Regions from separate parts of the Mus musculus genome. Here regions 1, 2, 4, 5, 6 and 7 are each linked to region 3. Evidence: chromatin loops called from intact Hi-C (ENCODE). Cell type or tissue: heart. All regions are shown on one strand. Region 1 overlaps Gm36139 (a long non-coding RNA gene). Region 2 overlaps Gm36139 (a long non-coding RNA gene). Region 3 holds the start of Ivns1abp (influenza virus NS1A binding protein). Region 4 overlaps Gm36139 (a long non-coding RNA gene). Region 5 has its middle 16 kb from the start of Gm36139. Region 6 has its middle 37 kb from the start of Gm46162. Region 7 has its middle 2.7 kb from the start of Gm36139.

The links. Hi-C counts contacts between places; a loop is a spot of excess contacts. Peaks named below come from ENCODE experiments on the same cell type or tissue, not always from the same donor. Only the 100,000 strongest peaks of a DNase experiment are listed, where the experiment ranks them.
Region 1: a loop joins it to region 3, with 2.6 times the contacts of the local background. A loop is called at or near these places in 2 of 42 quality-filtered maps.
Region 2: a loop joins it to region 3, with 4 times the contacts of the local background. A loop is called at or near these places in 2 of 42 quality-filtered maps.
Region 4: a loop joins it to region 3, with 2.6 times the contacts of the local background. A loop is called at or near these places in 3 of 42 quality-filtered maps.
Region 5: a loop joins it to region 3, with 9 times the contacts of the local background. A loop is called at or near these places in 7 of 42 quality-filtered maps.
Region 6: it touches region 3 in a loop (2.7-fold over the local background); 4 of 42 quality-filtered maps call a loop at or near these places.
Region 7: a loop joins it to region 3, with 2.7 times the contacts of the local background. A loop is called at or near these places in 4 of 42 quality-filtered maps.

Annotation. Positions count from the first base shown.
Region 1 is chr1:151,101,603-151,105,602 of GRCm38, reverse strand. All of the region lies in intron 1 of Gm36139 (a long non-coding RNA gene), which reads left to right. Among named protein-coding and RNA genes, the nearest start is that of Gm36077, 20 kb to the right of the region's middle. In heart, a CTCF peak has its summit at 2,444 (motif pointing left); DNase peaks (open chromatin) are centred at 102 and 2,332; H3K27ac peaks cover 2,215 bases.
Region 2 is chr1:151,126,020-151,130,019 of GRCm38, reverse strand. All of the region lies in intron 1 of Gm36139 (a long non-coding RNA gene), which reads left to right. Among named protein-coding and RNA genes, the nearest start is that of C730036E19Rik, 10 kb to the left of the region's middle. In heart, no CTCF peak of the experiment used is centred here; a DNase peak (open chromatin) is centred at 1,829; H3K4me3 peaks cover 226 bases; H3K27ac peaks cover 2,302 bases.
Region 3 is chr1:151,342,180-151,346,179 of GRCm38, reverse strand. It overlaps Ivns1abp (influenza virus NS1A binding protein), which reads right to left and starts at 1,682. Exons shown (of 15, transcript NM_054102.2): 1 at 1,425-1,682. It also overlaps the pseudogene Gm10138. In heart, a CTCF peak has its summit at 2,447; DNase peaks (open chromatin) are centred at 859, 1,749, 2,449 and 3,069; H3K4me3 peaks cover 3,596 bases; H3K27ac peaks cover 3,395 bases.
Region 4 is chr1:151,145,757-151,149,756 of GRCm38, reverse strand. All of the region lies in intron 1 of Gm36139 (a long non-coding RNA gene), which reads left to right. Among named protein-coding and RNA genes, the nearest start is that of Gm36139, 7.5 kb to the left of the region's middle. In heart, no CTCF peak of the experiment used is centred here; no DNase peak of the experiment used is centred here.
Region 5 is chr1:151,169,312-151,173,311 of GRCm38, reverse strand. No RefSeq gene overlaps it. Among named protein-coding and RNA genes, the nearest start is that of Gm36139, 16 kb to the right of the region's middle. In heart, no CTCF peak of the experiment used is centred here; a DNase peak (open chromatin) is centred at 1,531.
Region 6 is chr1:151,285,865-151,289,864 of GRCm38, reverse strand. No RefSeq gene overlaps it. Among named protein-coding and RNA genes, the nearest start is that of Gm46162, 37 kb to the right of the region's middle. In heart, no CTCF peak of the experiment used is centred here; DNase peaks (open chromatin) are centred at 204 and 2,164; H3K27ac peaks cover 1,135 bases.
Region 7 is chr1:151,155,933-151,159,932 of GRCm38, reverse strand. No RefSeq gene overlaps it. Among named protein-coding and RNA genes, the nearest start is that of Gm36139, 2.7 kb to the right of the region's middle. In heart, no CTCF peak of the experiment used is centred here; no DNase peak of the experiment used is centred here.

The sequences.
Region 1 (4,000 bases), 240 kb after region 3:
GAGTGACTGAATGCAGGGAGCCCATCTGTTCTGCTCTGTGGCCTCAAGATCTGCAGGTTCAACGTCTGAGTGTCACAAGGCTTTGGAAAGGGGACCAAGCCAGGATGATTGCATTTGTAGGTTGGAGGGAGTGGTGGTGGGGTGGAGGTGGGGCACAAGTAGCCTCTCACACAGTTACATAAGAAGCATAAAAATAGAGGCTGTCTTGATTGTGTTAGCATCCGGATGAGTTCCTAGAAGACTTCCTTTTTGGCGACTTTGAGTGAAATTCTCCTTCCTGTAGCAAGAAACTCTTGCAAGAAGTTTGAATCAAAGTTCTTCTGTTTTTAAAGTATGGCTTTGGGATAGAAGATCTGGGTGCTTAGTAAACATTTGATTAGATAGTGTTTTCATATTTGCTTTGAATAGTAAGTGTAAGTAATACTACCACCACAATAAGCTCCCAAGCCTTGGTTGATGTCTTGGTTTTTCAAAATTGTTAAGAATGTTCCTGTGGAGGACTAAACCACCAACCAAAGAGTACACATGGAGGGATCCATGGCTCCACCCGCATATGTAGTAGAGGATGGTCTTGTCGAACATCAATGGGAGGAGAGGCCCTTGGCCCTGAGAAGGCTTGATGTCCCAGTGTAGGGGAATCCCAAGACAGGGAAGTGGGAGTGGATGGGTTGGGGAGCAGGGGTGGGGGGGAAGGGAATAGGGGATTTTCAGAGGGGAAGCCAGGAAAAGGGATAACATTTGAAATGTAATTAAAGAAAATATCTAATAAAAAAGATAATTAAAAAAGAAAAAAAATCATTAAAAGTAGGCATTGAAAAAAATTAATAAATTTTTTTTAAAATTAATAATAAAAAAATTAAAAAATGTTCCTGGACTGTCTTTTGTGGATGGTCTTCTCCATGAACCTCCAGAACTTCAGGCCTTCAGGAACTCTTTCCGTTTTAAAGTTGTGTTCCTGCTTAACCACTCAGCGACCCTCTCTCCAGCCAGCTGTTGAGGAGAGGGCTGGGGAGCTGCCTGTGGAATGGTTGCAGATACCAGGTCTGGAAGGCATTCATTGGCTGGAGGTTAGACAGCTGCTCATAGAGAAGGCAACTGGACAAGTAGGGCTGAGTTTTGAACCCAGGAAGCAGAGGGGCGGGCTTTATTCCATCTCGTTTCACTGTGTACACCCATCTTTACCACAATCATTTCAAACACTTTTAACTCGAGATAGCTTAGGCAGGACACAGTAAAAGCTCATTTCAATGTGTATTTTGGAATTAAACCATTTTGGTCTCTAATTAAACTTTAAGAATATCCCAAGATTTCCAGAAAGACCGATACAAGGCATCCATTGGCATTTACTGTGATTTAGCCAAAGCAGCCACTGTCATCATCTACAAATGTATTTGCAAAAAAAAAAAAAAAAAAAAAAAAAAGCCCTAGAATTGAGTTTTGATGACCTTATTTACAAGGCATCTATAACCCTTGACCTTATCTGTCTCCTTGTTCCTAGTCACTGACTTTAGAGCATTTAATGGAAAGTTAGTTTACTAAAACATCTACATTAGGATTCTCTTCAAATGTCTACAATATGATGAGGATACCCATAGGGTTTATTTTTAAAAGGCTTCCACTGCTTAAACAAATTAAAAGCAGTAGTGCTGAGAGTCTCTTTCAGCTCCCATATTTCCAATGTGCTGTCTCTCTATTTTTAGCTGTCATTGAAAGGACTAACTCCTGATTGCATCTACATGGTGCAATTCAAATTACTTAAGCTGTTTTCGTTAGCAGGAAAAGTTAGTTTCACTAGGGAGCTTCTTGCACAATGCTTGTCTCCAGCTTGTCTTAAATCAATTAGTTCAGAAACTCATAGAGCTGGAAGTCTCCAGAGCTGTCTCCCAACTGATAACCCATGCTAATAATTTGCACAGCTTATTCGACATCGGCAAAGTGAAACATGCTTTTGCCTGTTCATAATTGAGTTCATCTCTCTTGCGTTAACCGTATTGGTTGGTTTAATTAAAGAGCCACAGGCTTGCTAAGGACCAATATGGATTATCTCCTGCTTCGAGTTCCCTCTTGTTTAGATTTGGACATCTGCTTTGGGTCTAAGGGACTCTCTCACTGTCCCTTTAACAGCAATGCGCCCCCTCCCCTGCATATCTCACCCAGGAGTGTCTTAAGCCTGAAATATACAGCTAAGTCATATATTGTGTCTTGTTGTAGCAGCAGCTGCTGTAGTTTGTTTTTAGGGCTGCAGTTTGAGGTGAAGGTCATACTTTCTGTTCTCATGACTGCTGATAATGGCTGCAGGGCTCCTGAGGGAGCAGCCACAGACCAGAGCATGATGGGAGAAATGAACTCAGGTGACCCTTCTGTTTTGCTTAGATGAGGCATTACTGGGGAGTTCTTACCTAGGGCCAGGCTCCTGCGTCTGTCACTGCCCTCTACTGGATCAGTGCAGATGCCCGAGCGACACAGAGGGGCAGCTGATGAAGACTCTGGAGCCCAGCTCTGGGGATGTGGAGACAGACCTTACTCTTCACATCACCTGCATGCAATTAGCTGGTGACCGACCGTGGGTTGCTTGGTTTGACGTTTGCTTGTGCTGGAACGAGTCACATCTGTGAGATCTACCAGATGTGGGTTCGATTTGATTTTGCACAGTTGCAAAATAAATTGCATTTGGGCTTTGAGAGAAGATATATTTAGATCAGAGACATGAGAAGACCAAATGTTTCCAGAATGCGGAAAAAGACCGTGGCAAGAGCGTTTTACCGAGGGCGGATGGTTTGTGTCTAAGCCGACCCAGAGATGTATATTAAAAATTTCTTCAGAAGTTATCATAATTCCATCGTAAGCCTTCAATGTGCATTGCTGTGGAGGGGGACAGATCGACTTGGGGGGCTATTTGCTTTAGTCATCAACATGACTTTCCTCCCCAGAACCACTTCTTCTGCTCTGATCCCTATACATTTATCAACCCCTATTCCCTTTGCTTAGCTTAATGGCTTTTGGACTCTCAGCTACGTTTTATTTTTCATCCAAACTCTCTGCAGAAGTGGCAGGAATGGAAAAATAACCCAGAGATGAGATCTATATGCTTGTCCTTTGTGGTCCTTGGGAAAAACTATAGAAAATTCAAGTAAGAATAAAGAGGAAACATTAAGTCACCCCATTTGTCTCTTCCAGTCCATCTTTCTTTACCTCTGTGAGTAGCTGGTGAGGTTGCTTTTATCCAAAGCCCCCCCCTGCCTTCTGACCATCCCTTGAGTTATGTCAGCGTGAGTTCAGGTCATTTATGCCCCACTTCCCCCAACCCCCACTCCCATGGGGTGGCTGCCAGCTAGCTGCACTTCTTGAGTGAAGGCCCCAGCCTGTGGCTAGCAGTCTCCTTCCCTTAACTCTCTCTACAAAGCTTCCTGTCCTAGGCATTGCTAGCCCTGATGACTGGTAGGGTTCACCCCAACACCTGTAAGGTTCTCTATCAGAACCTCGCAAACGTGCCCCTTAATACACTTCTCAAATTACTTGAAGAGTTTCATTTGTTTTCTGCAGAAACTCTGCATAGTACAGTTATAATTACTATCCCCAAATAAGCTATTGTGAGTATTTTCTTAGCTCAAGCTACCATTAGGATGTTGTATATAGGTACCATATTTAGCATGTGCTTGCACATGTATCTCTGTCTATTTTTCTATATATTTTCCACACATGAACATGGGAGAGAAATGAGCTGTGTGGAGAGAAACGAACTTTAGGCAGTGAAGCATCTCTGTGTGGTATTGTCCTGGTGGGTCTGCACCATTAGACACTGGTAAAAATCATGGAATGTACATCAAGGGTAAACCCCACCAAATAAGCCTTGCCCTTTTGGTGATGATGATATGTCTGTGGGGGCTTATCAGTCATAAAACATGTACCACTCTGGTGTGTGTGTAAGGATGCTGATAAGGGGAAACTGCCTCTGTGGGGCAGAGGGCACATGGGAATTTTATTGTTGTTTTTCTTTTTT
Region 2 (4,000 bases), 220 kb after region 3:
TCATACCCACTAACCTCTAAACAACGCCTACTGTTGTTTGTCTAGCCTAATCGAGAGAGAAGTCAGTAAACCTTTTTCAGTAAGAGAAAATTAGTGAATATTTGTGGCTTTGGGACTGCTGAGGCTTCTGGGATCTTTGCACACAGCTTTGCTCTTGTGGAATAAAACTTGACATAGGGAAGAGGATCTGTGGCTGTGTTCCCATCAAAAGGAGTTTGCAAAGTTGGGTGGATTCTACCTGCAAGCTCTGGTTTACTGATTTTATATATATATACACAAAAACGCATATACACACACATATACACATACACACATACACAAACATACACATACATACACACATACATACATACACATACACACAAATACACATACACACACATACACACATACATACACATACATACACACATATACACATATACACACATATACACTTTACATACATGCATACACACACAGCAAGCTATAGTATTTTGGGGATAATTTGTTCTGACAACTAAGATACCTTTTCAATCAAATGTTGGGGTTATCTGGAAATCCTCTGTCTTCTAAGTCATGGAATTCATAATTACCCAAAGGAGACAAAGATTGGATCTTGGGTAGAAAACAATATTTAGCTGTTACAATGGCGTGTGGCCCTCCAAAGTTCATCTCTTCCCTGATAAAATCTCATTTGCATGTTGAATTTGGACTTGATAAAAATATCTATAAAGTATCCTTGTGGTGGTGGTGGGGGGGTAAAGAATGAAAACCAGAAATAATATGGGTCTGAGATGTGGCCTTTTGTCTCTGCCTGGGCCATTTTTTCAACTTTGTACTTTGCAGATAACTGACTATTGCAAATGTGAACAGTTGTTATCTCTAAACTTGCAGTGGCTTCAGTCCACTGGATAGGCAGTCACTCTGTTCCCAGAAGAAAGCCAGGTTTTGTGCCTGGGCAAATATCCTTCAACACTAACTCCTTCCATGTAGAGTCATGGTTCTTTACTTTCTCCATGGAAGGACTGAGTCCAGCCTATTGACTCCACTATAAATAGGATGCAAAGCTAATTGTTTCTCTAGTTCTAACTCTGTCATGCATTTTTAGTTTTTGATGGTAGATAAGTTCACAAAAATATATATTCAATTGCTTCAGCAGGCCTATCCTAGCCATGTAAAAGTACACGTTGAGATGTATAGATTTTAGAGCTGGTTAGTATTGGTGTGTGATAGTTTTTATGTCTAAATTTTTTATAATAAAGGTTTAAGAAAATATATTTTGTCTTTCAACTTATTGTAACATGTATTTTCTTTTCAAATAATTAATCATACATTAAATAAATACCTTTGACATGTTTATTTTGAATATATATATATATAATCTTATTGTTTTCCCCTTTCAAAATATAACTCAGCAATTTCCACTGATATATAACAGCCATTTTTAACTTGATAATAATATTAAAAAATATTTGCAAGTATTCATGTATTATAAGGCTGAAAGATGTTTCACTAAATGAATATACCACATTAGAAATTTATTTCTGGAGAACAATAAATGCTTTTTATGGATAAAGATAGATTATTTTCTTAAGATGTGTGAAACATGGGAAGTCTGAAGTGTGTCAAAAGCCTGTTACTTAATTTTTCTTGGCATTGTGCTTGTTTGCTTTTAGCTCTATGTTGACTTTTTGGAGGACATGGGCCAGTAGACATAAAGGCCAGGGCTATTTTCACAACTGTTTGTTGACAGGAGGTTGCCCGTGTCGCTACTGTGAATCTAAAGATCATTTTGGGAGAAACCCTAAGCCCTGGCCTCATGAGAGGTGCACACGAGGGTTAGGACGTTCAGTACACTTTGATACTTGGCTCGGACTACCCACTCAGGATTCTGTTTGGCTACAATTTATTTCAGGAACATGGAATCACTACTGTTTGTCTGAGTCTTACTTCTTCCCTGCCAGCTCCTCCCACCCTCTCCCTTCCTCTCCTACAAGGCCAGCAGCTTCTAGCACTTACTATGTTTTATATTTATGAAGTTGAACACTTAAGCCATTTTGGAAGGACGGCTTTCTTCTCAATTTTGATCTGCCCTGGAAATCACGTTCAGCTCTTGTCAGTTGCCCAGTGAGTGACTGTGAGGAGACAGGTTGGTCTCGGTGGGCCTGGAACTCTCTGTATCCTTGTCTTGAACTTGTGATTCTTCTGCCCTGGAAAATCCTTTTCAAGAGAACACATAAATAAATGTTCCATTCAGAGAAGTCAAATACAAAACAGTATTGGTTTTTTTGAAAGTGATCTTAACTGTAGGCATAGAGAAATGAGATAAAAGTTTTCTTTGGTGTCTTGTGAGACATATCCTTATAGCTCAGCAGCTGTGGTGGAAGATATCTAACCTAGAAATATATATATTCTCATTCTGTTTTTAAAAATACTATATAACACTTTCAAGGCCTAAATGATACCAAGTTAAATGCACAGGCAATAAAGATGATATGGATTTCTGGTTTTTAAGGGAAGAACATTTTGATGTTTTAAATTTTAGGAAAAACATATTTACTTTTTTGAGAACCTCCACATGTTCTCCCATAGTGGCTATAGAAGCCCCTTGAGGCACAGGATTGGCCAGGCCCATTCCCTGAGGGCCTCTGTCAGGTTTCACCCACAAAACACTCTGCCCTAATGGCAGGGCTCAGCCCCTGCCCCACAGAATAAAAAGCCCAGCTCAAGACTTTTCAAGATTTTAATCCCATCAATCCCCACCCTGGAAAGCTCCGTCTCTCATGAAATCCTATATAATAAACTCTGTCCTCTACTGCTTCTTGCCGGAGCAGAAGCAGCTGCCCTCCTGGGTCTTTCCCTCCCAATAAACCTCTTGTGAGAAGTTTGTTGTGCAGTGTGACTCCTCAGCTCCCAACTGCCAGGATACCTTTCCATCTGAGCTCTAACACTCACAGGCTGTACCCACTGACATTCCCATCAACACTATAGAAAGGCTGCATTTTCTCTGCTTTCTCACCTGTACTTGTTTTCTGTGGTCCTTTCTGATAAGAGCCACCCTTACTGCACTGAAATGACGTGGCATTCTGGTGTTGGTTTGCATCTTCCTGATGATTAGTGATACTAAACTCCTCCCCCATTTTTTTAAACCTACTGTACATTTTGTATGCATTCTGAGAAATGTTTGCTTAGGTATATGCCTATTTTTGAATGAGTCTTAAAGGATACCATTCTAATTATTGTTCTTTCTTTCTTTCTTTCTTTCTTTCTTTCTTTCTTTCTTCCTTCCTTCCTTCCTTCCTTCCTTCCTTCCTTCCTTCCTTCCTTTCTTTTTGCTGTTGAGTTTTTTAGATTTCTGTATATTCTGGATGTCAACCTGTATTAGTTACTTTCTTCTCTGCTGCTATACAAAGGTTTGTGTTGGCTCACAGTTTGAAGCTGCCATTCAAACACAAGGCAGCTAGTCACATTGTATGCAGTCAGGAAGCTGAGAGAGAGAGAGAGAGAGAGAGAGAGAGAGAGAGAGAGAGAGAGAGAGAGAGAGAGAGAGAGAGAGAGAGAGGAGAGAGAGAGAGATATTCTCATGCCTAGCTCACTTTCTCCTTTTTATTCAGTCTGGGACCCCAGTCCTTGTGAAAGTGCCACCCATATTTGTGGTAAATCATCCCTCTTCACCTGACTTGGGAAACACTCTCAGACACATCCAGAGGCACATCCTCATGGTGACTGTAAACCCAGGCATGCTGACTATCAAGATGAAGGATCACACAGCTCCTTCCCACATGTGCCTTTCTAGGTCATCTCAGCTCTCTGCTGTTTCCTTTTTCACTCTGCTGAGAAGAAGCTGTTTAGTTTGATGTACTTTTTGTTTTTTGTACTTTTGGGGTTCAAGAGATTTTGTGTGTGGAGGTTGCTGCTTCTGTTGGCCTGTAGAGCAAACTGATAGCCATAGGAATTTTTTTTTTCCCCACACAACCTTCAGATAAACGTTAGGGATAGTTTGGAGAATTATCCAGTT
Region 3 (4,000 bases):
CAAAGTTAGAAGGCAACTATAAATTAAGACAAAGGCTACAGAAATGGGAATCTATTAATTAACTCAAGATTTCACTAATTAGGAAATCAAAAGAAAGCCACCCCAGGCCTCCCTGCAAGGAAGCCACCAAAGTGTGGGTTTGATATAATGCCTGCTAGGTGGCATTACAGCATATTGGTTTCAATCCAGTTCTACCCAGTCAATGTTTACATCCAGGCTTACAAATAAGTCCTTTAACATTTTAAAGATATTAAAGACTTAGCAGGATTCAACCTGAAACTATTTTCTTAGTTATTTTTTTCCTAAGTCAACCACTGGTGTTAAAATTAAAGAAAATATGGCTAAGGTGATTTAGTCCGTGCGGCTTGTGTGCTCTTACTTCCAGAGCTATGGTGTATTGCCAAAACAGGAGACCACAACAAAACTCCTAAGAACTTGATATCTGGGTGTTCTAACCTCCACTACTGACAGACATTAAACAAAACGTTGCCTTTTAGGCCGTCCGACTTCTTTTTGATCGAAATGTTTGCTCTCCGGAATCATTTATCTGCAACTTATTGAGGGAAAGGCGGAAATATTTCTCAAATTTGTGTGTGTGTGTGTACAGATTTCCTTACGTTAATCTCCACTCTGACACTCCCCGGTGTCTTATCAACGAGGTCCTTTACCCAAAAATAGAAAAAAAAAAAAAAAGGTGATCGGACGAAAAGCCTGCTCTCCACCTATTTCTTTCAGAGAACATGGAGCCTGTGCCCCGGCGCGCCGGGGACCCCGCGCTGCAAGGCCTGGGGCGCGCTCTCGGCGGGTACAGCGAGGCACCCGCACACCCCCGGCCGCGATTGGCCGCGATTGGCCGGCGGCGCAGTCACTCAGAGCTGACACGTCAGGGCAGCCGCTCCCTCGCTCCTCCCGCCTCCTTTTCCCCGCGCTTGGCAAGAAAAGCGGGCAACGTGGAGCTCGAACAAAGGACCCCGTGGTCCACGGCGACCAGGGACTCCGTGCCACCCCACGCCTAACCCCTGGAACCGATGCGCTCTGAGGGCGGCTCTGTGTCCCCACGCGCCGGCCGCGGGGAGTCTTAGCCCGGAGAGCCCCAAACCGCAGCCGGCACCTCGCTCCTGACAGCGGGAAACGATGTCTACAGTCCTCGGTGGCCGCCGCTCTCATCCGGCGGGTCATCCCTCCTAGTCCTCCGCCGGGCCAGGTCCCGGGGACCCTCCGTCACCCAGCGCGGAAGCCTGACGATCCCCGCCCCGGCGGAGGAAGGTCCGGGACCACCGCGCTCTTCCCCCGCCAGCCGGCAACCGAGCCGAATGCGGAGCCCCGCGATGCCCGTGTCTCCCGGGACAGCGGGACGCTCCGCACCACCACCATCTTCCCACCCCGCCCTCTCCCTCCCGCGGCGCCCGCGTACAGCGCGTTACCTGGGTCATCTCTGAAGAGATGGCGAAATTCATCTCCAGAGCTTCGACGGGCTGCAGGCGGAAGGCGCTGGAAGGGGCTCGGGGCGACCGGGCGGGAGGCTGCGGGCTGAGGAAGACCAGTGGGTACTCGCGGGAACTCGCTCGCCGCCACGACGCGCCCAGCACCTCCGAGCGACTGACCGACCTCCACGCGCGTCCCGAACACACTGCCACCGCCGCCGCCGCCGCGCGCGCTCGCGCCGCACTCCCTCGCACGTCACCACGTGCGCTGCCGCCAACGCCTCCCGGCCGCTTCCGGCTCTGATGCCTGAGCGAATCACAGGCGAGCTCCCGGGAAGATCCCGCTCTGAGGCTCCGCCCCCGGACAGGGCCCCGCCCACCTCATAGCTCTTTTCCTCAACCGCCCCCTCCTTCCTTCTCGGCTCAACTAGGTCAGCGCAAGGTGATCCGGGAGAGCGGGGCGGCGGGGACCGCTCCTCCTGTTACTTATCGAGCGCGCGCTCCCTCCCGAGCCTCACACCCTCGCTTCGCCCTTTTTTTTCCACTGTCCAGGAACTGGTTCCCTCCTTCCTCTTCCACCTGCCCTACCTTCTCCAGAGATCCGACGTGGCGATTAGAGTTCTCAGCGTCACACTGACTTCTAGGCAACTAGCCTAGACTGGAGCTGCGTGTTGTGGGAACCCCGCGGCAGTAGTTGAGCATCAGGCTCTTACCTTGGAGGTGGAGGGGTGAGAAGAATGGAGGAAGAAGGGATAAGTCAGAGGAGGGCCTGAACAACTAGCCCCTCTATTGGCCTGCTTTGGGTGAGCATTCAGTGAGTGTGTTTAAAAAAAAAAAAAAAAAAAAAAAAGGTGAAAGAGATATTATCGGTGTGCCATAAAATGCGTGTTCACTTCTACTTTTTGTCCCCCTCTGGTATCAGTTCCTGATGTCTCGACTTCTTTGGACAAAGAAAAGTAGCTTGGGGAATTGTTAGTCCCTATCTCTACCCCCTGGGGCCTTTTAACCCAGGAGCCAAGCCCAGTCATCCACCCACCTTGCCCCTAGGAGGCAGGCAGTTGTTTAGGTCAAATGTGATTTAAGCTGGGCTCCACTTCTTCATATGACTCTGAAGCACATGCTGGGAAGTTTCCTTGATTGAAGATGAGGGGATTTGGTGAGATTATATCCAAAGGTCTATAAAGTATACACATAATCGAGTTAGGTAAAGGTTTCCAGATTAATGCTTATACTGGTTTATAGAGGGCGCTTACACAGTCTAGACCTGACTTTGATCATCCCGCTTAATTTGTAGCCATTTCTTGGAGCTCTTTGACAATGCTTCCTACCCTTCTTTAATGTGTTAGCGGGTAGGAAATAGAAATTGGGAGGGGGGTCTTCATTACTTTTAAAAAATAAGATCTTGTGGCCAGGAGACGTTTCTTTTTTGTTGTTGTTTCACAAAAGGAGGAAGTAGAAACTGAGCTGTCAGCTAGTATGATTATGTGTCTTAGAGAAACTGGCATTTGCCGTCCAGCTTTTCTCTTTGATAGCACATTACTTTTGTTGCAAATGACACTATTAGGGACCTGGATTACTGAGCTCCTTCTGGCAGTGAGAGAATATGAACTGCCCACTTGGGACAGGCACATGACTGGCCTGCCGGACACATGGTCCTACTTGCTGTACACTAAATAGCGTCTTTGTAATCTGGAACAGTCAACACTCTCTTAAAGCGACAGTGTGATCGGAGTCAGTGCATTTTGGCCTTCAGTATTTCCTGCTCTATGAATCCTGGCATAATTTTACATAGTATCTGTCTTTCAGGCATCTCAGTATGTATAATAGCCACTGACACTTGGAAGTGAGCCATAAATGATTATTTGCATTCTTTGTAATAGTAACAAAGGACATAATGTTGATCTCGGGGCGGAGAACATAGTTTAGCAGTAGAGTGCTTGCCTAAAGCACCAGGGTGCTTGGGTTTCATCTCTAACACTGTAAACACACAAACACATTATATACACAGATTTTCTAAGACTGATCATTATTAATTTATTTGGGTGTATGTTTTATGTCAGATAAGTTGGGAATTGGTGACAATAATCACCTTTGTTGTTTCTCTTTGATCATGCTTCAGATATTGTCCCATACTGAATTCTGGCCAATGATTTGTTTATTCTCAATGTACTTAATTCCTAGGGCTAGTGTAACAAATTATCACAGACTGTTTTAAGAGAAAGATGTCTGTGTCCAGTTATAGGAAGTTAAGTCTGAGATAAAGGGACTAGTCAGAGGTTCTTTCTCTAAGACTAGGGAAGGATCTGCCCCAGGCCATGCAGCCATGCAGGCCGTGCAGGCCATGCTTCTGTGGCTGCACTCCAGCTACTAGACTTCAGCAGCTTAATTCCAATACGTTGTGTGTGGATGTGCATGTGTGTGTGTGTGTGTGTGTGGGCGGGGGGGGGGGGGTCTTATGTAGCCCAGTCTGAATATGAACTTATTATCATCCTGTCTCAGCCTTCCAAGTACTAGAAATACATACAGGGCATGGACTCTAATATGTATTTGATATTCCTGTCATCCAATTTTTTATT
Region 4 (4,000 bases), 200 kb after region 3:
CAGTTTTGGGGCTCACACTCCTTTAATGAAAGAGTACTAATGAGTGTTGTGCTCTGCTACCCCATCTGTGCTCAGCTGTTAAAAGGGTAGTGGCCAGAAAACTAAGGCAGGATTTTCATTTCAAACACTAGAAGATGAATGGCCATTTTAATTAGAAGATAGTTATTCAGAAAGGTCTGTCTAGCTCATGGACTGGCCATGAGGGCTGGGGGCAGAGTACACATTAGAGTCACACCACGGTTTTCCCTCAGGCTTGCTTCATTGAGCTGTGGACACCTTCACAGGGAAGTGGCCATGGTACCCTCTTCTGTTGGGACCAACAATGGATGCTAACATTAAACAATGTGGTTAGGCCTTTAGCCCCTTCCCTTTTTGGATGTAGATGCTGCCCATGTCACCTTCTGAAGACACAGATTTACACAGTCTCTATTTTGGGTCTAAACAAAACCTGTTTTTTTTTCTTTTTCTTTTTTGTTTTTTTGTTTGTTTGTTTGTTTTTTCCAGTGTTCTCAGGTGCTTTTTTACAGTTTTTATTTTTAGTGATTTTATTAAACAAATGGTAAGTGTACACATTTATGGAATATGATGTTATGTTCCAACGTATGTTTATTTTGTTTATAGGGATATGAATTTATACAACCAATGTGGAGAATGGTATGAAGATTGTTAAATATAGAACTACCATATATTTGACAATCTCACTTCTGGGTACATATCCAAAGGAAATGAAATTAGTGTGTCAAAGAGACACATTGCTTATTGTAATGTTCTTTACAAGAATGAAAATTTAAAAGCAACCCACACATCTGCCAATAGCTCAAGAAGGAGGTATGGTCCACATATCTTAAAGGGGATACTAGAGTAGCCTTCAAAACACAAGGACACTCCTCTGTGACAACATGGATCTGTAGAGTGTTACGAGTCATTAACTTCTAATAAACACCAGGAGTCTGTGTGCCTTGAGTTCCCACTTGTCCTGTAGCTACAATGGTCTTTGAAAGTGACTATCTGTTGTGTGACAAAACTTTTTCTGGGAAGAAGCAACACACATGTCTACTCGCTCAGACAGGGACCATATGACAGACCAAAGTATTGCTATTACCTTCCCTGGCTGCTTTTTTTGTGTTGACTTGGCACAAGCTAGAGTCATCCCAGAGAGAGAAACTTCAGTTGAGGAGATGCCTCCATGAGATCCAGCTGCTGTACATCTTCTCAATTAGTGATCAAGGGGGGAGGGCCCAAGTCCATTGTGGGTGGTGCCATTCCTGGGCTGGTGGTCCTGGGTTCTATAAGAAAGCAAGCTGAGTGAGCCAGGGGAACAAGCCAGTAAGCAACACCCCTCTGTGGCCTCTGCATCAGCTCCTCCCTCCAAGTTCCTGTCCTGCTTAAGTTCTTGTCCTGACTTCCTCCAATGATGGACTATGATCTGGAAGTGTAAGACAAATAAACCCTTTCCTCTCCAACTTGCTTTTGGTCATGCTGTTTTGTTGCAGCAATAGAAACCCTACCTAAGACATCACCAAAGTCCAATTTGGTGAACCAATTAGCTTTATTGGGGTTTCTTATAAGAATATAGGTGAGGGGTTACTTACAAGAGCAGAAATGACTCAAAGACAGCTGCATTACCAAAGGCTACCCCACCACAGATGACAGCTCACAAAGCTGAGAATCTGGAGCACACTGTACAGACTGCACTCAGCTCAGCAGGTTAGAGTGTCCTTTCCAAGTGACTCAGTTAATCTAAAACCACTTCCAGGCAACTTGGCTGGTTTCTGCTTCTTCCTGGCAGGTGGTCTGGGCTCAGAGTCCTCTTTGCTGTTTGGTTTAGCTCATCTGAGAGTGACTCTCAGCTTTTACTGCTCACTCTGGCAGGGAGGGGCCTAGTGAATTTGGTCAGTTTCAGGGACTTCCTGAAGCTATTTTGAATTGTTCAACTTTCTGCTTAAGGAGTTTCCCAGCAGGATGGAAAGGTTACAGAACTCTATCTGGTGCAGTTGTCCTCCTCCTCCTCCTCCTCCTCCTCCTCCTCCTCCTCCTCCTCCTCCTCCTCCTCCTCCTCCTCCTCTTCTTCTTCTTCTTCTTCTTCTTCTTCTTCTTCTTCTACTTTTATGTATGTATATGCATCTATTCTAATTGTGCAGGCATCTGAAGCTGCCAGAGGAGGGAGTGGGAGATGGAGATACAGGCATTTGTGAGTTGTATGGCATGAGTGCTGGGAACTGAACTCAGGACCTCTGGAAGAACAGCAATCCCTTTTCATCCCCATCACCTTTCAAATGCCTGTCTTGTTGAATGGGTTTATTCTTTACTGCTGAAGTTATAGATTGCTCACACATAAGAAGGTATTTCAGATGTCAGGTTAGTGAAACAAATGACACGATCTGCCACTATTCCTGCAATCCTAGATGATGAGGGATTACCTGTCTCTCAAGGTGTATTTCAGTCTCTGAAAGGGACTGTCATTAGCTCTGTGCAGGCTCATCTCATGGCCCCTGGAGCTAATTCTGTCATCAAAGGACTGAGAAAAAAGGGCCAGGTGATATGCCACAGTAGGGATGCCAATAGTCACACAGGTAGGGTTAAATACCAGGACTGCAGGAAAAGTCAGGTGACTCAAAGGTAAGAATCCTGGTTTTTGGTGTCAGGTTGGTTTCCTGTTCTTTATTGGTTATATCTGTTCTATTGTGTAAGAATAGTAACTGTCTTGTAGGATTGTTGTGAATTATATATGAGTAATACCTTTAATGAAATTAGGAGAGTGTCTGGTAGGAAATAACAGCCATTATTAGTGTTAGTATATTACTACAATTCAGATACACGAGGAAGTTAGGCTCATTTTTGTGCAACTGAACTTATCTTACCTAGTTTTCAAAATTGCAGTTTTACTAATGATGTGGCAGATGCGGATTGTGTGAGAGACTAAAAAATGCCAGACAATGACGATTTAAATGGCTTTTAAAAAGTTTTTAAAGGTTTTTAAAAGTGTCATTTATTCACATTCATTCATTCATCCATTCATCCATTCATTTATTCAAGGATGATGGTATGTGTGTGTGCATGCACATGTCTATGTGTCCACATGATATGGCATGAGTGTGGAGGACAAAAGACAACTGGTAAGTATCTGATCTTTCTTCTCCCCCCACATAGGTCCCGGGGATCCAACGTAGGTCATCAGACTTGGTTTCAGGGTCCATTAAATAGACTTTCAAGGATATAAATGAACAATTTTTAAGATCCAAACCTCTGGCATATTCAATATATATAATATAATGTATAATATATATAATATGTGTGTATTTATCCTTAGTTATGCTGTGTGCACTCTGTATAGATAATCTTTATCATGGCTTGTTAATAAGATAATGTATAAGACTCATACATACTTAGTATACATAAATTTCCTTCTTTTTGTTCATGATAAAAATATAACAAATTTCCCAGAGATCATATGATGATTTTTGGCATCCATATGCCTGTGAGAGAGAGAGAGTTAAGTGTGAAATGACATTTTTTTTAATGTGCAAAATCTTTTAGAGAGATAACAGATATGTCAAGATAAAGCTGAAAAGGCTTGCCCATGCATGAAAATGTCCCATGCAAACAGTTGGGCTTGGAATTGCAAAACTTTTTTTTTTTTTTAATTTTGAACTAATTGAGCACTGCCTCCCCAACCCCTATGTGCTAAGAAGACTCACACAGGCTTTCAAAGGCTGTGTGGATCTACTGCCTTGTCTGCGCTCATGAGTGTGGAGAATGGTCCCAAGTTATCTGTTTCTCCTGGAAATAAGTCAAATGCTTGAGGGATTTTTGAGAATTTAGATGAAAACTAAAATAGTTTTCAGTGTTTGAGTACATTCTTTGTGCAGAGAATATGTTCTTTAAAAAACTTTTAAAAATCATGTATTTGTGATATATTTTCAATGTATATCATCCTGGGAGTCATTATTAAGTTTAGTTGCTTTTGTACCTTTTTTTCTTAAACAAACAATGCAGAGAT
Region 5 (4,000 bases), 170 kb after region 3:
AATGGTGCTGGCTCATCTGGTGGTTATCATGTAGAAGAATGCAAATTGATCCATTCTTATCTCCTTGTACAAAGCTCAAGTCTAAGTGGATCAAAGAACTCCACATAAAACCAGAGACACTGAAATTTATAGAGGAGAAAGTGGGAAAAAAAACCTCGAAATGTAAATAAAGAAAATATCTAATTAAAAAAAAGAAAATAGAAGTTATACCGATGCTGTTTCTGGTAGATGATATCAATATATTTTATGACTGGTTATATTGATTGTGGTATCCTGGTTGATGAAGTATGTGCTGGATTTCTGTACTGTAAAGGTAGTATTTTTTCTGAAATTTATGAATTCTTGGAGAATATATTTTTGAGAACTTGCAACTATCCCATGTTTTGTCTAACTTTTGCCATTAATTTAGCACACACATGTGTATCTTGCTGAATATAATTATTGTCATTTTGTGTCAGCATTTTTGCTGTTTTTCCGTTGTTTTTCTACTCTGCTTAAGCAGGATTCTTTATAAGGAAAGTACATCCCTTCTCCTTGGTTAATTAGTTGCTCACTAAAGCAGCTAATTAGTGTTAGTGTAGATTTGTAGATGTTCATTTTATTTTGTGGTTATAGACTCCTGCAACTTTATTTGTTTTGTTGCTCAAAGTGGTCCAGCTCAGAACCATTGGCTCATAAATATTTTTTACATGCTTCATTCTTTCTAGTTATTTGTTCCTTATTATTTTTATGTATGTGTATGTGCACATGTGAGCGGATGCCCTTGGAAGATGAACGAGGGTGTCATCAGATCCTGTAGTGCTGGAGTTACAGGCAGTTATGAGCTGTCTGGCATGAATCCTGGGAACTAAACCTGGGCCCTCTTCAAAAGCAGCAAACTCTCTTAACTGCTGAGCCATCTCTCTAGCCCTTCATTTTCTTTTTAAAAACCTAGTTGTATTCTTTGTTCTTCATTACTGATTTTTACTCAGCTGGGTACGTTGGTAGAGAAAGATAGAGGTGATATCTCACAGAGACTATGATATCTTTTAGGGTTTTGTGGTCTCCTGACTCACTTGAATGTAAGGTCATTAGCCTTGGGAGAGTAGAGAGCCCTGAGTCACAGGGTTGAACATTTGCTGTGAGCAGGGTCCCATGACAACAGCAGGTTTAATGCATGTCATTTCAATGGTTCTGAAATGAATACCCCATGGGAGAGATGGGAATCTCAGCTTCTCACTTCCAGTCCAGCACTATTTCTGTGTGCTTAAGAAAGCTTAAGGCGGACTATAACACTTCCAAGGATATGCCATCTGCTTGTCTCTCAGCTCTGTGGCTCATAAAACACAAGGATAGAAGGAATTGAAGAATCTTGACTGTGAGACATTTATTATAGGGATTTTTTTTTTTTTTGTCCCACTCTCCCTGGGGAAAGCAGTACTATTGTCCTGCAATGAGCACTTAATGCCTTGTCAAATGGGTGCCCATTAAGAGTCTTGGCATTGGGTTGTCTTTGTGGTATCTTAGCTCCCAGTGGCTCTCTTCCAGTTGCCACCTGATCTATCTGGCTGAGCAAGCCTCCAAGTCCTGTGCTCTTGTCTGTGACTAAAGTCCTTCTCTTTCTGGATTAGGGATCACAAGACAGTTTGGCCACTTCTTTTCTTAGGCAATGCACTATTATTGTCAACCACAGAGAACTTGATGTAATGTAATGCAGAGACTTGTGATAGGTGTGTGTGCTCAGGAATGTGAGTGAACAGGCTGGCAAATTAATGGGGAAGGAAAATAGTCTTTAAAGACACTGCTAGATGTTTAAATACTCTGGCCTTTCCTACATTTGTGTAAGGCCATTTCCAGATGGTGAATTCAGGTTAAGTCAACAATATATATTTTTTCTGACAGTAAGGATTGAGATAAGTAAGTGAGATATTGCCTATGAAATCATGTGTGTGAATGGGACTGGCTTCAAAGGAATACTCCATGGGTCCTTTCTAAATATGTGGCATCTCTTCTATATTATTTATTCCTTCAGTAGCCTGTTTGTAATTTGGAAGATGAATCTATTGTGCAGTTCAAATGGTACACTATCTATTTAAACTAGTGATGACTTGGGCCAGCCTGACAATTCACGACAGTTACTTAATCATGAGTAAAACTGTAAGTTTTTAAAGCTAAGAAAAGCTCTGATGCCCAGGGCAGACAGCGAACATGCATACTGAGAGGCAGATTTTGAACCCCCCTGGCTACCATTGTTTGTCTTTGTTTTTTTTTTTTTTTTTTTTCCTTTTCTTTTCTTTTTTTTCTAAAAGGAAGAAGTTAGATTTAAATCCAGTTACCCAGAAAAAAATGTATTGTTTCAAAATATATCCACCAATTCAGTTATTATACATTCAGGGACAGTGCTAATGTCAGTGGGACTATAGTCATTAGCAAAATTACTTTGGCCCCCATTGAATTTTATGTCTACAGTAAAGCTGTCCAGCAGAAGTAGGATGTGAGGCCAGATATGGTTGGGTCCTAGCACATGGAAGGCTGAGGCAGGAAGATTGGGAGTTTGAGACAAGCCTGGACTCCTACCGAGACACTGTCTTGCTTTTACTAATGCTATAAAGAAATGAAATGTTAGCCCAAGTGTAACTTAAACATTTTTATTAGAAACCATAAAAAAACAAACCTAAAAATTTCATTTCATTTAACTCAATTTAGCTAAAGTACTCTATTGAAATGTAATTCAATAATCCTAAAATAATCATGACATTTTCTTTTCTTTTTACCTTACTGTCTCCATAATTTGGTGTGGATTTAACACCTGTGACACATCTCAGCTGGGGTCAGCCACATGCTAAGTTCTCAGGCCTATTGGCTGCTGCATTGGTACAGGTACGTTTGCTAACACCTACATAACCATACAAGCAAACGTTTGTATTTTAATGGCAAGAAGTAGAGCTTATGGGATGCACTAGAGAGAGCCAGCTTTGAGGAAAGGGAAAGGGTATTCTTGGGAACAGCATAGGTGAAATCTAGGAGTTGAAAAATCTGGGAAAATAAGGCCAGTGTGCTGAATGGGAAGAAGAGAGGTACCAAGACAGGAGGTGAGAGAGGAACAATCCAGGAGAAATGGGGTTTCAGAAACACAAACATTTTAAACTGTAGATACAGACAGACACATGGGGAGGAAAAACTAGAGAGGGGAGGGACTAGATACTAGTTTTAGAGGCATAAAGATTAGTCAAGTTACACTGTTTGTGAATGTTCTAATGTCCGAGCTTCTTGGAGATTACACATTAGGGAGCTAGAGCCACAATTGGAGTAGGAGCTGAAAAAAAAAAATTAGCCAGATAGATCAGGAAGGGAGGAAAGACATGGCAAACATAAACTGTGTCCTACAAAGATCAAAGGTCATGAGGGAGACTGTATTCAGTGGTGGGAGTGGAGGGGCCAACAGGACAAAGCATGGAAGAGTCAAAGATGCTGATGTGAAGCTCTCTCTCTCTCTCTCTCTCTCTCTCTCTCTCTCTCTCTCTGTGTGTGTGTGTGTGTGTGTATGCATAGGGAACTGAGTCAGTAGATCTTCAGCAATAGGTGAAGTTTCCTTTAGTTGTCTGCTAGTAGCCTAGTGGGTGGTAAGTGAGGAGTTTATGTAGAGATGAAGTGTCCAGAATTAAATAATTGCTATTTTTGCACTGCATACGAAGTTCCTGTCAGTGGCAGTTACATGTTATTGTATATAACACATAGCTCAGATCCTATAGGGATCTCTACCTAGCCTGTACCATGTGTGTTCTTGTGAGTACATTCTGTAATATTTGCACAATGGCCAAAAATTGGCAAAGGGCACCTTTCTCAGGATGCTATCACTGTGGCCAAGAAATGTGTGACCACACTTCTACACACTGGGGGTTTTGGAAGGAATAATCCAGAGACTTAAAAGAGGTTCTGGAAAATAGACCCATTCCTCAAATGACCACAGCATTGTACTGAGTCTTGAGAGAAGCCATGTTTGTCTGGAGACTGTGGAGAA
Region 6 (4,000 bases), 56 kb after region 3:
TTTACACCAGTTTACATTCAGTCCCTTACAACGATGATGCCTTGGTTTCTGTTTCATCGGGCTCCTTGTCCCTACAGAAGGCCTTTCTGTTCCACGGAAGTCACCTGGCAAGCGAGCCTGCTCCTGACAGAGCCGGTAGCTTGGTTGACTCAGTCTCCAGAGGCTGCCTCAGGGTTGTCTCCTCTGGGCTCCAGAGTCTATTTTTCTGTTTACTTAGGGATTAATCATGGTTTCCAGACTGGCCTGCCAGGATGCTAGCAGGGCTGGTTTAAGAAAGCGGAGGTACTGGATTTGGGTTTTTCCATGCCCAGGCTAGTGATGTTCTGAGGAAGAAAATGAATGGATGTGTTGTCACGTTTACAGCTCCTGGAGGAGTTACTGAACGTTGTGTAACTTGTCTGATTCTGGTCACTTGTCTAGTAAAAGCCTAAATTTGTCACTTCCACAGAAATTGGGACGGGTTCAGAACAGCCTTTACCAAAATATTTTTGTTTGGTTTGGTTTTGTTCCGTGTATGTGTGTGTGCACGTGCGTGTGCCTGTGTTTGCGCAGAGGTCCAAGGCCAACATTTGGTGGCTTTCTTAGTTCTCTCCCTTGTTGAGACAGGCTCTTTTATGGTACCTGGAGATTACTGATTTGACTAAGCCAGCTGGCCAGTAAGCCCCACCTCTCATGGCCTCCCTGATGCTAAGATTGATTCAGCCTGACTTTTTATGTGGTTTTTTTTTTTTTACATCAGTTTTTGTTTCTTTGTTTCTTTGATTGTTTTTGTTTCGAGATAGCGTATTACTGTACTGAGCAGTACAGATAGGCAACAGTAGAACAGTGGAAACTCAGACCCCACATTCTACCAATGCCCGGGATTCCACTTGACTGCCTTACTCCATAGAGTGAGGTGTAGTCTCCAGAAGTGTCTGTCTATGTGTTTCAGAGAGCCATGGTGCTACTGTAAGAGGATCAAGCCAAGAAGTGTGGTATACTCAAGGGCCGTGGTATCAACTTTGACTGTTTTCTCTGTGCTGTTCGTATGAAACTCACAATTATTGGGAAAGAAAGATGCTCTCTGAAGTCCACATGACATTTCCTACTGAAGAGGTAGGAGAAACAATGGAAAATCATTCCTTCACTCTATAATGGATCTAGCTGATGCTCGGATACCCCAAGAGCACAGGAGCAAAGGAGTGCAGAATTGATCTCTAAACTAGAATTTCCACATGTGGGGTTGGATATTATAGTGCTCTGGGCTTCCGGTCACTTTGTGTTCTTCCTAGACAGTGGAGTGTTCACCGTGGCCAAGTGAGATGAGCGTGTGACAACTACAGATCAAGAAGGTTCTAGAACACCTTCCTTAGAAGTTGTAAACTGGGAGCATGCCCATCAGGCTGTCTGTAAGAGCTTCCAGAGTTGTCTGCAGAAATGGGACGACATCAACAGTACAGGATCTCGAAGCAGCTAACCCTATTGCTTCTATAGACAAGAAGCAGAGCGCACTGAGTGTGTGCTGTTGGGCAGCCTCCTTTCTTCACTTACACCGTCCTGGGTCCCTGGAATGGTTCCATTGACAATTAAGAAGAGTCTTTCCACATTAACTAATGTAACCAAAATAATCTCTCGTCGTCATACTTGGGAGTCTATCTCCCAGTTGACTGCAGATTCTGTTAAATTGACTCTAACCATCATACCAGCAAACCATATTCTCTGTCTCTAGAGTAATTTTTATGGAGGATGAATGAGGTAGAATTCTAGAATCAGACACAAATCATTCTCATTTTGGAAAATTGTAACCAAATAAGAAGTTTTTGTATTCCCCCCCCCCGCCCCCCCCGTGCACTGAGAGCCAACCCAGGGCCTAGTCAGAGGACATAATGCATTATGCATTTCTTTTTAAATTTGTGGGTGTTGTGCACATGTCTGTCTCTGTACCACATGCATGCCATCTCTGCAGCTCCCAACATAGATAGCATGATAGCACTCCTGAACAGCAGAGATCTGAAGTCTGAGACACTCACTGTGAGTGCATACTGTTCCTTTCCCCCTACCTCAGACTAAGCCAGACATGAGGTGGCTCCGTCTTTCTGCACTTGCTTGCTGAACACAGAGGGAAGTGACAGGGACGAGGCTGAGCCACGGGCAGGATGCTGTCCCTTCACCCTGACTCAACGATGTCTGCGCCAGCTTCCTTCCCTTTCTGCTGTTTCTCTTCCTGTTTGTGTTGGAGCCCTGGCAGGTCTCAACCTTCCTGCGTTCCATGGAAATAAACGTGTACGTTTGTGAGTGTGCGCTAAGATTGGTGTGGCCTCTTCAGGCAAAGCACAGTTCATTCTCCTTATGGGAAAAAGGAGAGTCTATCGGGCCAAACAGCAGCTTTCTCAATGGTGGCTCGTTTTTTGCCCGAGATAAACATCTTGGACAAATTAAGGCATCAAACCGTCTGCTCCCCTGTCCACTTCCCTCCTGGCTGCTGAGGAGGTGGTTAGAGAGCTTATTTTACCTCTCCTAATCAGGGCTGGCATTTCATCTTTGAGTTTAGTGCCAAACTTTACTTTTTTTTTTTTTTTTTTTGCCATTTTACTGCTTTGAACAGATAGCATCAGCTGGTTGGTGGCAGTAGTTGCTGTGGAGGTGCACGCCTTTAATCTCAGCATTCCAGAAACAGAGGCAGGTGGATCTCTGAGTTTAAGGCTAGCCTCATCTATAAAACATGTTCCAGGACCGCCAGGGCTATGCAGAGAAACCCTGTTTTGGAAAGCAAAGCAAAGCAAAGCAAAACAAAACAAAACAAAACACAAACAAAAAAATTACAAAATGAAGAATGGAAGAGAGAGACAGGATGTCTTACTCTGGCTCAGACCCCATTGTCTTTCTCTTGAAAGTGGTAGGATTATGAATGTGGCACCAAAGCCTTGCTTTTTTTTTTTTTTAATTATTTTTATTCCATTTTTCTGTGTGAGTACGTGCACTCATGTGTGTGGGGTCAGAAGGCAACTTATGGGTTGCTGAGAATGGCTTGATGATCCTTTCCTTCTGTCTCCTACACCCCAGGGACAGAAGTCAGGTCCTTGGGACAGTGGCATGTTCCTTTTCTTACGGGGCCATTGCTTTGTTCTTCATGTATAGAGGCATCTGCTCTAACTATAGACTGTTCATAGGATGGATTTTGTGAATGCATATATTTAAAAAAGGTAGACTTTCTCCCCTGCCTGAAAATTTTATTTCCCAAGAATTAGTTTTTATTCTGATTTAGATTTCTTAATAAGACCGAGGTGAGAGCTCTGACATTAGAGACAGTTCATTAATTGTTCCATTGTTTGTATGTCCCAGACTGGCTGTGTGACTATGTGCTAATTACAGACCTAAGTGGCAATTTCCAGGAATCCATGGGCTGAATACACAAGGCTTTAGCCTCCTCTTCTCTAATGTTTGTATTAAGATTGGATTTAAAAAAAAAAGAACTATCTTATTATGGGACTCTTTAGGCAATCTCCATGATCCATGATATTATTACTTTAAATATTTTGATTTTCGCTTCTCTCTCAGAAGATGATAGTAGTACTCCTTCAGTTTGGGAGTCAGTTTGAAAGACAAAAATATGTGCAGTTAAGCATTAGTCCCTCGTTTTAAAAGTAACCTTCTGATGAGCAATTATGACATGTCTATTCTAGTAAAATATTTGACCCTATGTTTCTAGCATTTGAAAACCTATCAGCCAGTGCACCCTGTGTGACTACCAGCCCTGACTTCTCTTCACACACACTTCCCTGATATAGAGATCAGGGTTCAGATGTAGGTATAGGCCAGCAGCAGCAGCAGCAGCAGCAGCAGCACCCAGCACTTGGGAGCTGTAAGCAGGAGGATCAGGAATTCAAGACCAGGCTTAGCTATATAGCAAGTTTGAGGCTACACGAGGCCCTATCTCAGAAAACAAATAAACTGAACAGTATGGAGGAAAGCAGGATCTTGAAATGGCCAGACCCCTGCAAGCCTTTTCAGTTTGTTTGCC
Region 7 (4,000 bases), 190 kb after region 3:
GTTATGTCTGGTTTGCAGTCTGGCCATTCCTCAAGGGAGCAGACACCAGCGCTGCTGCTGCTGTGGCTGCTGCTGTGGTAATGTGGCAGGGCTGCCTGCTGACTCTGAACTTCTGTAAGGCTAACCAAGATCTGACATGTTAATACAGCTTTGATGCTCTCAGCCTCTAAGTCACTGGAAATACAGTTCTGGGAAAAATTCCTGAGGATATTTCTTTGAACATTGGTATCTTCATCTAGAAAGGGAGGAAAGGAAGGAGGGAGGGAGGGAGGGAGGGAGGGAGAAGCAAAGTGGGGAATTTGTGCCTCCACAATTCCCCATTTTGGAGAGAACTATTTATTTCCCATCACTTATGAACATCATGGTCTCTTATTTTAAACTTCTTTAATGATTGCCCTTCCAAAGTTTCCCCTGTTCAGAAAACACTGGTAAATAGAAAACTTAAGCATCTCCTTTCTGTTAGAAAAGGGTCTGTTTGTTATTGCTCAGTGACACATTGCATAAAGGAACATTTTAAAACTCACAAATATTTTCTTGTAGATTATTTCATGTTGATGGGCAGGGAAGGACCAACATTCTAAGGTTACTGGTATACAGACAGGTGAATTAACTAACTGGCTCATGGCCATTCCTGTAGTAAATGATAAATCTGGGAAAAACTTCAGGCTTCTACTTTAAGATCAAGGCAAATGGCCTATGAGAAGGAAGGCTTTGTTTCCTCGTCAAGTGTAAAGGAAGAAAAATATATTCCATGATTTTCTAAATCAGGAATTTAGAATATAGTCTTTACAAATTAAAAAAAAAAAAAAAAACCCCAAAGCTGTGCTAGTAGTCTGTGCACTGTGTTCATGCCTGGTATACTGCAGAGGTCAAAAGAGGACCTTTGACCTCCTGGAACCAGAGTTAAAGATAGCTGTGAACCTCCACATGGCTCTGGGACTTGAACCTGAGTCCTTGGGAAGAAGAACCAGTGCTCTTTACCATAGGAACATCTTCCCAATCCAAGATTATCCAAGAGCGCAAACAAAGCAAATCTTCAGCCCTGATGTCCTTTATGGAGGTAACTGCTGTTATGAGTTTGGTATGTATTTTTTCCTTAAAAAAAACAAAACAAAACAAAAAACTCAATGGTACTTTTATGTCATTATAAAAGTGGTATATGGTCATTACAGGAGCCAAAAGGGGGGGACCCCTCCTTTTCAGTGCTACTTGGAGACAGAGTTAATATTTCATCATGCTTCCCATTAACCTTGATAGAGGCATGCTTTTACAGCTATACATATCTTACATAACTAAGGCTTTAGTGCGTGTATGATTGACTGCTTTTTAAAAATTTACATATCAGGAAAATTTTCTCATGCTAATGAGTTTTTGGAACGATATTTTAAAGGCAGCATGTTTCTTTAATTAGGGGTGGCACAGTCATTTCGTTAACCATTTACTACTTACTGGAAGTTTCCAATGTTTGTATAACTGTAAATGATGCTGAGGTGCTATCTTTTTTTCATAAGGAAGGAATGCTTCTTAGGCTCAAATTTTACACATTTTCCTTTATTTACCCTACCGAGCATATTGGCAGAAGTCCTGAACTGTGTTAATTATCAAATCAAATCATTTGGGGAGGCTCCCGTCTCCTGGCCACTGGGCCATTTGTACCAAATGAATAATGGAGAGAACAGTGGTAACGAGCATGGCTCCGTGGCTGTTCATTAATGCCATCTGCTCAGCAAAACATTAATGAGCTGCACTTTTGACCCGTGAAGAGCGCTTTTAATTACAGTTCTTTCTTGGTGTCTTTGCTCTTTTGATTCCACCAGCCTGCCAGAGCCTTTGAACATACTGTCTATGCTTTGCAGCCATGAATGAGCTCTCTGGCTTTGAGCTGATTTAAGCATTACAGTAGAAAGGGCATGATAAAAGGGCAAATATCCCTCTAAGCTTTGCTTTTCACACTGAAGCTGGGATAAATGAGATAGAGGTTGAAAGCTCCCACAGTTACTTGACTAGTAGACCAATCACAAGAGATCTAAGCAATGAACGGTTGCCCAAAGATTACAAGTGCTATCAAAAACATAAACATAATCAACATAAATAGCAATCAGAGACGTTGACTAATAACTAAAATATTACAGCATTTTAAGCTGTAAAATCCACTATTTTTTCAATGGAATATCCAATTTCATCATGGAATACTGCTGGCATACATAGTATACAAATGGATTCATTTGTGAAAAGCTTACTTGCCAGTGAGGTTGAAAATAGATGCTATCTGGTCAACTCAGGAGTAAATATTGATGTCTTAAGATCTGCCTTCTCTGTGAGGCAATATCTATGTTTAGCAAAATGTATTAAAAAAGAATTATCACGGTAGGATTCTAGCAGTGTTTAGTTATAAATGTTAGTGATATGATTGTAATTTCTGGGAGGGAGGAAATTATCAGCAGTGTCACACAAGAGACAGAAACACTTTGTCAAACTCCTGTTCCACAAGTTAGCTGATATGCTAACACCATGGTTATAGAAAGGAGTGACTGCACATGAAGGCAGCTCACCACTGTCTATAACTCTAGTTATAGCAAATCTCACGTCCTCTTTTGGTCCCTTCAGGTACTCCAGGGAGAACACCCATTCACATAAAAATCAAAATAAATATATTATTAAAAAATAAAAAGAAGAGTGATTATGGTTATATAAAAGAGTGTGTTTTAGAGGCAAATTTTGCCAGAGGAATTTGGAGAGACGTTTTCTTATTATTGAGACATTTGCATTTCTGACATAGTTGATCAGGAGGTGAAGCACAAGGCTCTTCCTGATCTTCATAGCTCCCAGCTGCCTTGTCTAATGACGTCACCTAAGCCAGGTCCTATCTGGGTAAGAGGAAACACAGCCCCCAGCACACAGGACGTATGTAATCTTAGTGCTTGATTTGGTTAAGTTTCTGAGTTCATAGTTAATCAAAGCTTGCTTTTTATCAAATTAAACAGAATAGAATGCCACAGATAGCTCCTACGGACACCGACACATGACACAGTTTGCTCCCACTGGGAAAGCAGCCATTTCTGCCCCTGGAAATGCACTTCATACTGTTACTGTCACCACCACTGATAGAACAAATTTGGCTGTCCCTGCTTCTTGGAATCACTTGATTCCAAAGTGACATTTTCACTGCTTAGGTCTTAGGGTCCTGCAGAAAAATGATACCAAACACTTCATCACTCTTTAACATACACAAAAATCCCCTCTGACTTAATCCCAAATATGAAATGTGTTGGCTGACACCATAACCAGAATAATGTCAGATCTTTCTGAGGATGTGGGCAAGGGCAACCCAGCAAATCTCAATCACATGTGTATGTTAACTTGTATTGGCTTTGTGGTTTTGGTACAAAGTTAAGGCCAGGTAGGCAAGAAGTTGGACATGAGATAATCAAAGCATCTGCGCTTGTATCTTGGAGTGGGGTTTCTCCTGATGACCCGAATGCTCCCAAGGTTAAAGCTGCCTTACAACTGCAGTGAGGCTCTTTCTGCTATATCAGAAAACTCATGCGCCACAGGGCTTTCCTAATTGAGTCAAATACACACCAATGAAAAGCCTGTATTGACTCTGGGAAGGGAAGCAGATCAGTATCTTGCTCAGCCATCCTCAGAGACTTCCTCCTGCAGCAGATGGGACCAAATACAGAAACTCATAGCCAGACATTATGCACCAGTGAGACCTTGAAGCACTCAGGCCTAAAGAAGATGTCTCCATCAAATTGCTCCCCTCAGGGATCAGGGAACCCTACAGAAGAGGAGGCAGAAAGAGTGTAAGAGACAGAGGGGATGGAGGATACCAAGCAAACAAGGACCTGTAAATTCACATGGCAAGGCCCTGTAAATCAACAAAACAGATGCACTCATCCCCAGAGACTGGGGCAGCACACACAAGGCCTGCCTGGGTCTGGATCTTCACCAGTTGGGTTCCTAGAACTGAAAGGAAAAAAAAAAAAAAAAAGACACT